Linked DNA regions of Homo sapiens: region 2 is linked to region 1. Evidence: read pairs that join two places in POLR2A ChIA-PET (ENCODE). Cell type or tissue: Caco-2. All regions are shown on one strand.

Evidence for each region. Peaks named below come from ENCODE experiments on the same cell type or tissue, not always from the same donor. Only the 100,000 strongest peaks of a DNase experiment are listed, where the experiment ranks them.
Region 2: POLR2A ChIA-PET joins it to region 1 with 11 read pairs; 4 of 35 experiments call an interaction of 5 or more read pairs at or near these places.

What each region holds. Positions count from the first base shown.
Region 1 is chr1:230,971,824-230,974,323 of GRCh38, forward strand. The region is part of intron 1 of TTC13 (tetratricopeptide repeat domain 13); the gene reads right to left. Among named protein-coding and RNA genes, the nearest start is that of TTC13, 5.8 kb to the right of the region's middle. RefSeq lists an enhancer at 1,038-1,277. In Caco-2, no CTCF peak of the experiment used is centred here; a DNase peak (open chromatin) is centred at 1,148.
Region 2 is chr1:231,205,759-231,208,258 of GRCh38, forward strand. It overlaps TRIM67 (tripartite motif containing 67), which reads left to right. Exons shown (of 10, transcript NM_001004342.5): 7 at 894-1,032. Among named protein-coding and RNA genes, the nearest start is that of TRIM67-AS1, 19 kb to the left of the region's middle. In Caco-2, no CTCF peak of the experiment used is centred here; no DNase peak of the experiment used is centred here.

The DNA.
Region 1 (2,500 bases):
GCCTTCCCCACAAAGGCCAGTTACTTAGCATAAGGTTATAAACTAGATTGAAGATGCATCAGATGCTCAAAGTGACACATACTTTTAAGAGCTAAAAGCTTTCTCATAAGCCCACACATACTGGCAGACAACATCAACTCCACAGGGAATGCTGAAACAGAGCTAGGCACTGACATGAAAAGATTAGTGACAAGGGAACACAGAGTCACTGAGAACATTGCAAACACCAGCAGGGAAGAGTTGCAAGAGAAGACAACTGGTCTTCTTGTGCAGAGGTGGTCCTGAGATGCACCAACTGATTCCTAAGTGAGAGTCTATGGAAAGAATGCCAGCACATGTGCAGTGTAAGTCCACTGCATGGTGCTGGACTCTAAATCAGACAAAACATTTCCCAAATGAAACTAGGGTTAGCATGGAATGAGACTATCGGCAATCTTAAAAACAGACAGCTATTGATTTCGGTTCTTTCTGATTACATCAGTTGTTCAGCTTATGAAAACGTATTGAGCTATCTACACTTAGGACATATGCACTCTCCTGTATATATGTTGTATTTTGATAAAAAAGTAAAACCAAAACATAAGAAAAGGAATATGCTGGAAAGCATTCACCCAAAGTATTAAAATTCTGCCGCTTTGATAAATTATTTATTCTATCTGCAAGATAAGATGAGCCCAAACAAAATGACCTCTTTAAAACAACTCATTGTGAAAGGGAGAAGGTTTAAAAGTCAGTCAAGTATATATTGAGTGCAGTGAAGCTAAACTGTCTGTACATTGAGTGGTGCACATTGAAGAGCCTTGACTTTCCTACAGTCATGCTCCAGGTAGGTTCTAAAACCCAAGTCACACCATTTTTGCCTCCACCCAGAGATTAAAAAATAATAATTAACCCTTATCACCTGAAGTTGAACAGGTTTAGCAGTATGTAGATCTTTTAAAAGGTAGATGTAATTCTTAATGACAACAGATATACGTGAAAAAGCGAATCATAGGCTGCCATCGTCATAGGGCTTATGCTATAAAATGCTACTTCTAAACCAGAGGATTTGCTGAAAGATGCTGTTCAGTGAGCAAAAGGGAAACACCCTCTGGCAATGCCACAGGGGCCAGGATGTGGCAAGATCACAATCTCTTCATCACTCTGTGCCTCAGTCTCTGAGCACAGCGACTTTGCACTGGCAAATTTACTCAGGAATGCCTTGAAAAACAAGATATGAAGAGGTCTGCCATGAAACTATGTATGATGACAAACACAGAAAATCAGGGCCAGGAGATGAAAGGATTGACCAGATACACTCACAGTAATGGTTACCACAATTGCTATGACTGAGCACAAAATGTGGTTCTTAACTTCCTCATAGAGCAAAAAAGGAAATAGCTCTCATAAGTTTCCTTCTATTGATTCTCTACCACCTCTAGGCATAGCAGTGATCTATGTGCTGTGAGCAAAAAGACTGACTTCATGTATTTAAATGGCCAATTCCTTAATTAAGAAAGCTACCATATACATGGACAATCTCAGTGTTACCAATTTTGTCAAAAACACAGAGCTAGGTTCATAGCTACTTCCTTATTTTTCTGGCAGTTCACAATTCTCAAATTGGACAAACAGATTCTAAATGCCTTTTCCCATAAAGAACTGTGGGAAAATAGAATAAATGCAATTCTGCTTTCATTGATTTCAACAAACTAATGAAAATTAAGACATCAAGTACAGGGCTGCATCACTCAAGAGCAGTGAAAAAAGGCTGAAGGCATTGGAAAAAAAGATTCACACAAACTCACTGTTCTTGTTACTACTACATTTTCAAGGCGAGAGGAGAAAACAAAAGTATTTTTAAAACAACTTCTAGAAATGCATATGCTTGAACCATAAAATATACCTTATACTGTCTGTAAAGAGTATAAAGATATAATTTAATACATGATTTGAAAGAGATGCAGTTTAGCTTTGGTAAGAAGAGCAGAGGGGCCGGGCGTGGTGGCTCACGCCTGTAATTCCAGCACTTTGGGACGCTGAGGTGGGCAGATCACGAGGTCAGGAGTTCGAGACCAGCCTGGCCAACATGGTGAAACCCCATCTCTACTAAAAATACAAAAAATTAGTCAGGCTTGGTGGCAGGCGCCTGTAATTCCAGCTACTTGGGAGGCTGAGGCAGGAGAATCACTTGAACCTGGGAGGCAGAGGTTGCAGTGAGCCGAGATCACGCCATTGCACTCCAGCCTGGGTGACAGGGCGATACTCCATCTCAAAAAAAAAAAAAAAGAAGAGCAGAGAACCTGAATTTTTAAATCAATGAACAAGTTACAAATTTCACAAGACCTTAATGTAGCAGATCTACAGAGTGTTGAATTAAGATATTTCTAAGATCTCTCCAAATCTCACTCTATCTAAGTCTCAGCTCAAATGTCTCCTTACCAGAAGCCATCCCGGGGCACCTCTTAAAGTAGCACCTACACACTGCTCTTTATCCTCTCACACTGCTTTATTTTCAAGG
Region 2 (2,500 bases), 230 kb after region 1:
TCTTTGAGGCCAGATGCAGAAATGTCTCACCCTTTGGAAAGACCAGAAAACAGCAGCTCCAGGAGGGCTAAGGAGTGGAAGATGCCAGCCTCAGGTGTGGGAGGAGACAAAGAAGTGGATGTGCCCGTGGCTCAATAGTCTTGTTGACCAGGTAGACCTTGGCAGAGTCAGGATGTTCCTGGTCAGTATCCTGGCTGGCTGCAGACCCAGGAAGCTTGCCTCACCAGGACCCCATCACGCCTCGCCGCCTCGCAGGCAGAGGGGCCGGGCAGCCAGTAGTAAGGCATTCATGCCCAAGTTGGTCAAGTTCTGTGAGCCAGCCATGACTGAATGTAATTTCCCTTTTTAATAACTTCTATTTGGTAAGAATTTTTTTTTTAATTTTTTGGCTGGGCATGGTTGCTCACACCTGTAATCCCAGCACTTTGGGAGGCCAAGGCAGGAGGATCACCTGAGGTCAAGAGTTCGAGACCAGTCTGGCCAACAAATAGGGAAACCCCATCTCTACTAAAATATATATATATATATATAAATTAGCTGGGCATGGTGGTGCATGCTTGTAGTTCCAGCTACTTGGGAGGCTGACGCAGGAGAATCACTTGAACTCGGGAGGCGGAGGTTTTGGTAAGCCGAGATCACGCCACTCCACTCCAGCCTGGCAACAGAGCAAGACTCTGTCCCTCAAAAAAATAAAAACAAAAATTGTTTAGAAATGGGGCCCTGCAATGTTGTCCAGGCTGGACTCAAGCGATGCTCCCACCTCAGCTTCCTGAGTAGCTGGGACTACACCTGGCAACAGCACTTTTAATGTCAATGTGTTTCCAGAAGCCATTTGCTAAGAGGAGCTTTCCAAATGCTAGAGGAGCCTGGTGAGCAGCATTGCTCTCTTTCAGGAAGTGTACGTCGGTAAGGAGACTTTGTGTACCATCGACGGTCTTCACTTCAACAGCACCTACAACGCCCGAGTCAAAGCTTTCAACTCTTCTGGTGTCGGGCCTTACAGTAAAACTGTCGTCCTGCAGACATCCGATGGTGAGCATCGGGATCTCTTAGTGGGAAGAACAGATTCATCATTTTATCCAGTGACAACCAGACAGCCACTTGTGGCAGCTATGATGATGGGGTAGGGGTGGGGGGTGGTGCTGGGCACGGCTGGGTTCTCCAAGGGCGTGCCCTTCTGGGACCACAGGCGGGCTCCCAAAGGACAAAGATTGACTCCTAGGGCCAACCCACATTTCATCCCGTGGACCAGGGGAAAGGATGAGCTGCTGAAGATGGGGGAGGGAGGAAGTGCAGGGCCGGAGGGGCCGGTTGAGGTGCATACGCCTCACCCTGCTCTGCACACACAGCTCTTTGCTGCACCCACATGGCCTACAAGCCACGAAAGAAACATTCATTTACCCCATTGTGCTGGACTAAATGTGAAGTAGCTAAGGGAGGCTAAACTTCTCCCACTTCTCAAGGGCTGAGGAGTGAGTAGGACAGTCCCAGACAAGAAAACTCCACGATAGATGCAGTGGGCCCACACCAGTCCCTACATTTGAGCCTTTCTCACAGCGGAAAAGTGCCCTTTAATCCCCAGCATCAGAGCTCACATCCAGTGATTTATACACCTACCTGCAGCCTTTTAGGTCTTGGGCAACAACAGCATGTTGATATTAATTCAGTGGAATTTTGATCATCTGAGTTCTTAGCAGAGAGCAATGAGAGAAATAGGAATCACATTCCAAAGAGAGTTCTGCTCCCCCAGGTGTGGCCCAGCCCAGGCTGCAGAGGCAGTTTCCAGCTCCCCACTGCCTCCAAGAAGAGGGCAAATCGTGCATTCATTGTTATCATTTAGTCCACACATCCTCTGACTGCCACAGCTGGATGGTCTCCTAGAGGCAGGGAGGAGTAGGAGCATGAGCAGATGCTGGTGTCAAAAGGCCCAGCCAGGGACACTTTTCTGAAAATGATGCCACCTGCAGAGTCACTTTGTACACCCCTAGAGGAGAGCTCGCTAGCTTCTGCCTCTAGACTCTCCTGCCTGCCCAGAGATGAGCGGTCCTTGCCCTGTGCATTGTGGTCATGACTTTAGAGTAAGGGACTCACTTCTATCAACCTGGGGGGTTGGGGAGCAAAAGGGGGCACCACCTGATGGGCTGCAAAATGGAGAATTGAGCTTTGTGATTTTGGCCACATCACTTCACCTCTCTGTGTCTCAAATCTCCCACCCATGAGGTGGCTCATCAATATCGATTTCCTCCTGTACTTTTTTTTTTTTTTTTTTGAGATGAAGTCCCACTCTGTTGCCCAGGCTGGAGTGCAATGGCACAATCTTGGCTCACTGCAACCTCTGCCAACCTGTTCAAGTGATTGTCCTGCCTCAGCCTCCCAAGCAGCTGGGACTATAGGCGCCCACCACCATGTCCAGCGAATTTTTTTTTTTTTTTTGAGACAGAGTCTTGATCTGTCGCCCAAGCTGGAGTGTAGTGGCGTGATCATGGCTCACTGCAAGCTC